2 separate regions of the Homo sapiens genome follow, and region 2 is linked to region 1. The links are chromatin loops, found by intact Hi-C in ENCODE. Cell type or tissue: B cell. All regions are shown on one strand.

Region 1 (5,000 bases):
GTGAAGAAATTTAAAAGTCAGTATTTCTTTATATAGTATCAACTGTAGCCAGTTCCCATTTTTTCTACAAAATCTTCCCTGGGTGAATAGAAGGTAGATGGCCACTCTCTCTGATCTAATGGTTTCCCATTTCTTTTTTTTGGCACAAAGTTATGAACAATAAAATTCCTCAGTATCTAGTGAAACCATTTATTCACTTGTTATGTCAGCCTATAAATTTGCTAGGAAGTTAATTAGTGATTTAGGTGCTCTGACCATTACAAAAGCCATAAATCTCTCTATAGATCCATAAAGGTACGTCTCTACCTCTTACCCTATTTCCTTCTTTGGTAGAAAATAAAAGGGGGGCATATGATGTACTTTGTTGTTTGTTTATTGCAAAGATTAAATGAGACAATGTATGTGAAAACCCTAATCATTACTTAGCACACCAAACAGTTCAATGCATGCTATTTTCACTTTTTTTCTTTAGATGAACACTCCCACACTCCAGATGTTTCTGTTCTTATCAGAACCTGGTGCCTATTCCTTCAGAACCCTGAGAGGTGGCAAGAAACAATAGGACATGTGAATTTATGCTAAAGCTATTGGAGAGCTTATAATGCCAGAAGCAGAAAGGTGGGGATGGAGTGGTACACAGTTAGCTTTCATATCCATTACAGCAGATTTATATTTCTTTAAGTTGTGCTTTGCAGGTTAGAACTCTTCTTGTTTATGGGGACAATCCCTACCTGATTAAGATAGAAGAAAACTAGTGAGATCCTTAGCAATGTCTTTGAATTTTAATTAATTAACTAATTTATTTATTTATTTTTATTTTTTTGAGACAGAGTCTCGCTCTGTTGCCCAGGCTAGAGTGCAGTGGCATGATCTCGGCTCACTGCAACCTCTGTCTCTTGGGTTCAAGCGATTTTCCTGCCTCAGCCTCCCAAGTAGCTGGGATTACAAGCATGTGCCACCACTCCTTGCTAATTTTTTTTTTTTGTATTTTTTTTTAGTAGAGACAGGGTTTCACCATGTTGACCAGGCTGGTCTCGAACTCCTGACCTCAGGTAATCTGCCCGTGTTGGCCTTCCAAAGTGCTAGGATTATAGTCGTGAGCCACTGCGCCCGGCTGTTTTTTAATTTTTAATTTTATTTTTCTTCTATAGACCCAGGAACTTGAGTTAGCAGTGTTAGGTAATCTGCAAACAAAATGATTTTTGTAGTCGAAGTACCTGGGTTTTTTTCAATTTCTTTTAAAAATATATTGATGTTAACACCCTAAACCCATAAGGATGGGAATTTTTTTTGTTGTTCTTTTTATTGCAGCATCCTGGTCATTTAGAGCAGTGCCTGACACATGATATAAACCCCCGAAGTTTTGTTGAATAAATGAAGGAATGAACAATCTTGTTTAAGTAGACTAATACAAGACAATCTACGCTCTGCCTCTCTAGTATATCTGAGAATGTCTTGTAGGTATTCTCAGGAGTGCTGAGAAAAGATGTTTTTGAGAGACTTCTATGTATCTTGCATTATGTTGGGCTCTTGGGATTTTGTGGTTAACAAGTTAGTCATGCTCCCTGCCATGAAATGAGCATATAGTTTAGTGGGGAAAAGAAAGACTTAAAAAGTGAATATAAGAGGGATGGTTTTTATGGGGAAAAAAAACAAAACGTACAGAGAGTGGAGCAATGTGAGCACTGTAGGAGACCCAGCATGTGAACAGAGGCAGCATTCTGAAAGCAAGTCTCAGAGAACATGAAAACATCTTAAAAACAAAAACAACAAAAATTTCAAATGAAAGGTATTATCAGCAAAGGCCTTGTGATTAATTAGCTGCTCTATCTCTTTCCTGGGGTACAAAGTGAGGAGGACAATTGTCTCAGTGGTTCTGACGTGTGTATGACCCTGAGATGCAGTTAAGGAATCAAGCCTGAATAGGTCAGCAAGCCACTTGTTCTAAAATTCTTCTTGGGAGGAAACATCTGTGTCTCTTTCAGGATGCCAGCCATCACATGGGTCTTTCAACATTAGCATATTTTTCAGCCATCTGCAGTGGTTGCCTCCCTCCCACACAAGCTTAGTCACTGCACACAAACACACCTTTGTCCAAACTTCAGTACCAGGCTTTACAATGAAAGTCTCTGTGGCATCTCCGTGGAACCACATTTCCCAAGAGTGCTGCATAGCTATTTTACTTGCAATGCATTTATCACTTTTTAGCTCATTTGAATGCATGGGAAAACACAGAAGACTGTTGTCGTAGGTGGTGGTGTTTTATGGTTGTTATTGTTTTTCCTTAAAGTCATAGGGTAAAAGAAAGCTTGAAATATCATTTGTTTTCACTTCCTACTAGGCAATTAGGTAGACCCACTCTTAAATAAAACCTCTAATTTAGTATCCTCTCATTTTCAACTCACCTACAGTGATGAAGTTCTACAGGCTCCCTATGTTAAATTATTCTAGCGTTAATAAACCTTATTTTTGAAAATTTCTTTTACTTTTAGCTAAAGTATCTTCCATTGTCTCTGGAGGTAAATGTTAAGTTTCAGTTGTAGAACTACATCAGCTTATGATACAGTTAAGAGCAAAGGTCTTGGAATCAGGCAAATGTAAGTTCAAATTTGACCTCTGCTTCTGATGAACTGTGTGATTTGAGACAATTATATGACATTTTGCATACCAGTTTCCTTTTCTTCATCTGTAAACTGAAGAAACTAACACTCATATCAAGAGAATAATGTCTGCGACCATGATATTGACCCAGTTTCTCCCCCGTAATGAGTATTTGATGTATAGTGGTTATCATTATTGTAATGTTTAAAGTATCTAATAATAATATTGGGAGGAGGAACCATGAATGTTTTGGATTTGTTCCCTTCACAGCCCTTAGTGCCATGGATATGGTAGGTACTCAGGATTTGTGTATAAATGATTAACAAAAAAGTAAGATAGTAAGAGTAAGGAGCAACCTGCTCTTCTATTAACTAGCTTCATGCCGGGGTAAATCATTTACACTTCCTGAATCTTAGTTTCCTCATGTGCAAACTGGTAGTTTTATAAATGCAAAACTGGTAGTTTTGCACTTGGATATTTATGATGAGTATTTAATTTGTTCTTTCAGGTCTCCAGAGAAGGAAGTTCTTTGGGCAAAATTTTTGAGTTTAAGAATTATTTCTTAATGATAATCTGATTTTTCAAAGCTTTCAGGTATTCTCAGCAAACTAGCGCAGGAACAGAAAACCAAACACTGCATCTTCTCACTCATAAGTGAGAGTTGAAAAACGAGAACACATGGACACTGAGAGGGGAACATCACACACTGGGGCTGTCAGGCAGTAGTGGGCAAGGGAACGGAGAGCATTAGAACAAATACCTAATGCATACGGGGCTTAAAACCTAGATGATGCGTTGACAGGTGCAGCAAACCACCATGGCACATGTATACCTATGTAACAAACCTGCACATTCTGCACATGTATCCCAGAACTTAGAGTAAAAAAAAAGTTTTTTGAGAAGAGATATCAGAAATATTGTCATATTTTCTTGATTAGAGTCGAGATAAAAAGAAGTAAATGTTGAGTGTCTGCTCCCTTTGGTATTATCTTATGGACAGCATAGGACCAGGATTGAATCCTGATGACCACACTGGAAGAAGAAGTGGAAAATGAGGTGAAGGAGCCCAATTCTAGAACAGTTCAATTTCATTTGTTATTCTGGTGATTAATGTCTTCAGCTTTATACCTGGAGTGTTTCCAAAGCTTTTCACTAGATGCTCACCTTGACTCTGCCCAATATTCTCAACCTCAGCTAAATAAAACTAGTTTTTGACACCTAAAGAAATGGAACTTGTAAAACGTGGACATAATTCTACTTAAAGAGACAATGATAAACCCATACTTACATTCATTTAACTGTATTGATTTTTTTCTCAGAATTTAAGTGGGTTGAGGCAAAGAGGTATGTGACAGGGAGGAAGGGGAAAATCTTCTGGGGCACTTATATGCTTTTTAGAGTTTCTTTCTATACCTAACTCTTCTCTGGGGTGCTGAGGGTTCCAAAATAAATATTAATTACATCACAAAATTCTAAGAAGATGAATTTTTTTTGTCAGGTTCACCAATGGTCACTTTGGATTCCCAAAGAACACAGTAAACTTTAATTAGGTGATTAAACCATTAGGTGAAAAAGGAGTATTTCAGTATTAGAATAATCTTCTCATCTGATTCCCCAATCAACAAGCCATATGGAATCAACATACCAATATTGACTCTAATACATATTAGTCAGAATATAAAGTTGAAAGAGGTAAATAAGACTACCTCCCTAGGTGTGTATGTGGACTTACAGAACCTAGTTATATGGTGGTATTATACAATGGAATTACGTCACATTTATTCATTTTTGATGGGCAGGTGGCATTCCTTAGGCTTTTGAGTAGACTACATTGTAATGTGGGAAAATCGTTTGTCTAACTTCATTAATTGACAGCACTAATGAGAATACAATTCAGGTTGGTTGGTACAGTTTCACAGTTTTGCTCTATTAATGCTGGAATCATATCTTTATATTTGGCAGTTTTACTCCGAGCCAATGACATCAGCAAAAAGTTCATCCTAAAAGAAATTTCCATGTTGAATCAAATAACTGTAAGAATGTTATTTCTTCTTAACTTCCTAAATTTTGTGCCAATGATTCCATTGGATATAGAGGAAAGAGTCTTTCCTTTGAGAGCTTTCTTTCTACAAACATTAAAAACATACAGTCCAGGAAATCCTTTTAGTACAAACCAGTGGAAGGTGATATAAATGAAAATAAGGGGAAATAAAATAAAAACAGTGGGTGGAATCTGACATATTTGTTTGCTAAAATAACATAGATAGTTATGAATGGCACAATATTATTCAAATTTTACAAACATTTAATATCTTTATCACATAAATCATCTTATTTAATGTTTAAACTTGGGAATTAGCTCTTATTGTCCCCCCTTTCCTTGAAGATGAGGAAATGGA
Region 2 (5,000 bases), 500 kb before region 1:
TTGAATTTTTTGGCATACATAAATACTCTTCTATGTGAAGACCTCAAATAAACTAAAAAACAAAAAGAAAAAGTGTCAGTATTATACATTCCCATAAAATATGCTCCATTTTAAAATGAGACCAATGGGGCAGGAAGTTACCTCACAAAAGTAATTTTGTGGAAATAATATAAAAATCTCTGAGTTTTTATACTTTATTTATTCAAGAAATTCTGGCCTTAAAATAGTAGTCAGTTGACCCAAGTAAGTCACTTGCTCTGCATCAAGATAAAAATGCATTTCATGCTGTGTACGCTGAGGATAAAAAAAGACATGCTGAAAACTGGATTTCCAAGTAGTGCCCCTATTAAAGATGACAATTAAGTGGGGTTCACCGAGGATGCATGGTGCCTTAGGATTGAATTATAAGAATGATGATTGTTTTTGGAGTTGGAGTCAAATATCAGCCTTTAAACCAAGTCAAAGCCAGGGTTACAGCTGCGTTACAGCTGCCTTCTGTCACTGACACTGCTGTGGAAAAATTCAAAAGGCACACCAAACGTTTTTTCTAGTGCATTTTTCAAAGCAACTTGGAATTAGTACAAGTACCTCGACGCAGAAAGCAAATGTATTTACCTATGTAATATCAAGCTTGCCTGGAATCATTTAGTAGGAAAAAGTATTCTGCAGAGAAATGTACTTTGAGAGAATGCAAAGCATGAAAGGTAAATTGGAGTCTTGAAGGGGGGATTTTAAATCACATTTAGACATAAATCCTTTCAGGTCATGATTCCCATAGATTACCAGCATCTGCTAAGCCTAGATAGTTCATAATCACTAAAATTGTCGTAATCTTCCTATGGAAGGTTTACCAAAGAAGTACTGAATTACACTGGGTTAATACTTTTAAGGATGAATGGTCAAGACGATGATGCTAAATTAATGCAGTGGCTACATAGTAAAATCTAATACTAATAACATATCTGAACGAAGCTGTGGTTTCAAAAGGCGTTCACTCCATCAGGGTAATGTATTCTCAGGTATATGATCAACTAGAAAGTTGCCAACCATTATTCACCTTCACCTACTCCTACAAGCTTCTCTGTCCTGTCTTATTCTTTTCTACTGTCAAAAAGAGAGAAGGACTTAAAGGTTGGGTCTGTAAAATAGGAAACCATAGAGCAAAAACACAGATAACACAGTCAAGGAAGATGCTCGAATAAATTATCGGTGGACAGTGTTCTCTGGATTGAAGCATGGAATCTAAATATGGTGTCTCATAGAGTCTACTGACATACCACGCTATAAGTGGAAACAGTGCAGGGCAGCATCTAGTGCTGTGTGAACTGTATCAACAGCACCGTGGAGTGACAGTCACCATGTCCTATTATATTTTTGGTTATTTAGATGGACAGTGCATTTGCGCTTGTGCAGTTACTTTTAGTAAATGCACAGGAGTGGCATTCTCACTTTCCTTCACTGCATTTGCAAGGATCAAGGGAAATATTTCCAGTGACATGGAGCTAGTAAAAATTGATCAATTGTGAAATAGCTAAGCAAATACTTGTTATACTTTAATAGGAACAGCAGTGTAACATGTAATGAGCACTGAGCAAAGTATGTTGGATGCGCTTATGCATCCACTGAATTCGAACATATTGGTCTGCTTCTTCATTCCACATCCCCACCATCCTGCTCTCACACTCCCTGGTCTCCAGTCATATTCCTAATTCTCTGAATACTTTGCTTCATGGCCTCTTACATACCTATTTGCTTGTGCACCTCCTCCTGCCCCTGGTGGAATTACCCCTGCCCTTTGTCTCCTGGTGAACCTTTGCTTTTTCAAGTCTCAATTCAAAAGTCACCCTGACTTCTACTCCCCAGTGTCCTACCCAGAGTTGGATGCCCCTGCACCGTGTTGCTCCAGCCCTGAATTCACACCCTCTGTGAGAAAACACATTACGTTGGCTTCTAATCAGTTGCTTCCCTGCTTTCTTCTCTCAATGGGCTGCACGCTTCCTGAGAACAGGGACTGAGTCTCTTTCTGCTTTTCATTTTCAGAACAGAGTGTCTGTAATACACAGCATACCTAAATGATCCATAAGCATTTTATTACAAGTAATCTGGAGTGCACCATGGCCTGGACACTCTGGGGCAGTATGGATAAATAGAATACCAGGACCAGACATACCCATGTAAAACTTCCAAAATGTCTACATGTAAAGCTACAAATTTAATGGTACCAACAATAAAAATTGGTGCAATCAAGAGAAGTGAAGTAAAATTCTCTGGGAAGAATTGAGGAAAGCCTTATGAGAAAGGTGAAATTTGAGGTGGGACTTAAGAGAGGCATTAAAATGGAAGAAAGCAGTGGCTTCCTCTTCCTGGGAGTTCATCAGGGCCATAGACTTTAGGGCAGAAAAGTCAAACTACAGACTGAAAAGAAAAGGCCAAGTATGAATGGAGGGTTTAGGTTGAGGAGTAGGCTAAGATCTTCCTGGTTCTTCCCTCTGTGCAACACTGAGAATCTTTTTCCTGTGTCCAATTTTACATCTTCTTCTTCTGGTTTAAGCATGCCTAAAAGAGATTACCAACTACCAACTTCTGAAGACACAGTTTGTGTAGTTCCTGTGGACTGGGACATGTGACTCTGCAAATATGATACTAAATACTCTATTTTTTTTTTAAGCAAATTGAGTATGTAACTCTGTCTCAAAATATGCAGTACATGTCTCAGCCTTAAACTTGTTCCCCTGTGCTTTTAGATAATAATTTTTTGAAATGTGTTTGGAAGTCTTTGGGGGCCTAAGTTTAGAAAGCTAGAAAGACATTCTCATTGCCTTTGTTGTTCCAATCTGTTGTTCTGTAATTTCTGGACTTGGATCTATCATTTGACTGAAAAGGATAAAAGGTCCAAGAGTGAAAAGAAATGGGTTAAAGAGAGGGAACAACCAGCCAAAGCAGTGGCAGCCAGCACCCGAGGGGGGTGGCTGCAGCTGGGCTCTGCCCAGCTGCAGGTGTGGAGGAGGAAGTGCAGGAACGAGCCCAGGACCCATTTCCAGGTGGCAGCAGGGTTCAGTGGGCTTAATTAACCGGTGAACTGCTCATGAGGTCGGTCTGTCTCTACCTTTCTACACCACACTGAACAAGCCACTGACCATTTCCTGCCTCGGATTTCCTCAGCCCCAAAGAGGGGACAACAATGTGTATTCGTCAGAGAAATTACTGGCCACTGTCTCATTCAGAAGCTGCCCCTAGAAGTGTTAGTAAAGACTTTTAAAAACATGAAACAAAGCAGAGAATTAAAAATAACAGGAAGTGGAAGAGAGAGCACACTATGATCTGAAATCTTCTGTGTTATATGCTGGTGTTAAAGAGGTCGTGAGGCCTTGATGAAGATTTGTTACTTGGAAGGATGTCAGTGCTGGGGACCTGCTCTCTGTGAACCCAGCAACCTGCCCCAGCATTTCAAGGGGCATACAGTCCACTCAGATGATTTATTTCTGAGTTGGAATTACCCCATTCCCCAGCCCACCCTCTTTTCAACTTTGTACAAATGTAAGTGGCCAATTCACTTTACTACACAAATGACTCATGATTTCATGAGCTGCAAGCAGCAGTTTCTTAAGCAGCTTTCCCATATTCCTAGTGCAAGAAATGGACACACAGACATCTCTTATGGGCTAGATCTTTTTAATTTGTGAAGCAAAGAAAGTGAGGGAACCACTGGACCCAATCTCAAGTATCCAAGGTCAACTAGACGAGGCACATGGCCAATTTCCAAAGACACATGGTTCTTTCCTAATCCTCAGCCTCTACTTCCTCACTGGATCTGAGTTCAAATCTCAGAAAGGTCAGAGCATGTGCATTTTTGGCATTTTTAAACAAATGGATGCAATTAAGAACTTGAGGAAAGGGTGACTTTCTATAGTTTTCAGCATACATCAGCTACTTGACAACTTCTACTAAAATAGAGCTGCTTTCAGAGGGTAATGTGAGTAGCCAATCACTGCCACTCAGGACAAAAATGTTGGCCAATGACCTAGAAGTAAGTGTGTGGTGTATTTCGCATGACTATAAGTGCTTCTCATTAGGAAAATAATGGCATCAGTTCCTGGAGTTTTCTTGGTTATTTAAACCTCCTGCTTTGGAGTTGAGTTCATGGTTTACCAACATCAGCAAGTGTTTCCTATTTTGTTGTACATGATCACCAAAGGAATAGGAGGCAATAAAGGAAATGAGAACTAAAGGTTCTAGAGAGATTACATTCTTTATCACATTTAATCTTTATAAGAACCCCCAAAAGTTGGTGTTCTTTCCTCCATCTTACAGATGTTTTGAAAACTGAAGCTCTGAAAAGTTACGTAACTTGGATCTACAGAGCTCTAAGAGGACGTGCTAAGATTTGAATCCAGAATTTCGTGACTCAAAAACGTTTTCTCCACAATATCAGTTTACCAGAATAACCTAGGCATGGCCTCAAAAGACCTATATTAGAAATTAGCTATATCCTAGTTCTAAGGAAGTATTCATTTTTTATTATTCAACTGTTAAAACTGCACATATATTATATTCCATAGAAATTCTGAGCATCAATAATAGGAGATACTTTCACTATTTGTATATATGTATATGTATATTTGTGTATATATACATACAAAATATATTTTACAATTGTCTCTTTGTTCCAAGAGTGGGAAGGAAAATAATTAGAATTTGTAGTTGGGCATTTGTGTCCACTTTAACCTGATCCATTCTGTCTAACTTTTCTTTGCAAGCTCTCAAATTCATTGTTAGCCTATCTGATCCTGTCGTCTGGAGACTGCCAAGTATTTCACATCTTACCCAGGGAACCGACCACTTTTAAGGGAGGGAGGGCACTCTTTACTGACTTTTCCTAATTTAAATTCATTGAAAATTGTTAATTTTAAGGGCAAAGACAAGGCAATGCATCTGTAAAGAGCTCTGTCACTTTTCTCCAAGTGATGACTAATGGTGGGGAACTTAAAACCTTATCCTTG

The links. Peaks named below come from ENCODE experiments on the same cell type or tissue, not always from the same donor. Only the 100,000 strongest peaks of a DNase experiment are listed, where the experiment ranks them.
Region 2: it touches region 1 in a loop (7-fold over the local background); 1 of 110 quality-filtered maps calls a loop at or near these places.

What each region holds. Positions count from the first base shown.
Region 1 is chr11:95,713,010-95,718,009 of GRCh38, reverse strand. No RefSeq gene overlaps it. Among named protein-coding and RNA genes, the nearest start is that of FAM76B, 74 kb to the left of the region's middle. In B cell, no CTCF peak of the experiment used is centred here; DNase peaks (open chromatin) are centred at 2,009 and 2,953; H3K4me3 peaks cover 1,697 bases; H3K27ac peaks cover 4,899 bases.
Region 2 is chr11:96,213,704-96,218,703 of GRCh38, reverse strand. All of the region lies in intron 1 of MAML2 (mastermind like transcriptional coactivator 2), which reads left to right. Among named protein-coding and RNA genes, the nearest start is that of MIR1260B, 130 kb to the left of the region's middle. RefSeq lists an enhancer at 3,225-3,294. In B cell, no CTCF peak of the experiment used is centred here; a DNase peak (open chromatin) is centred at 3,113; H3K4me3 peaks cover 1,628 bases; H3K27ac peaks cover 5,000 bases.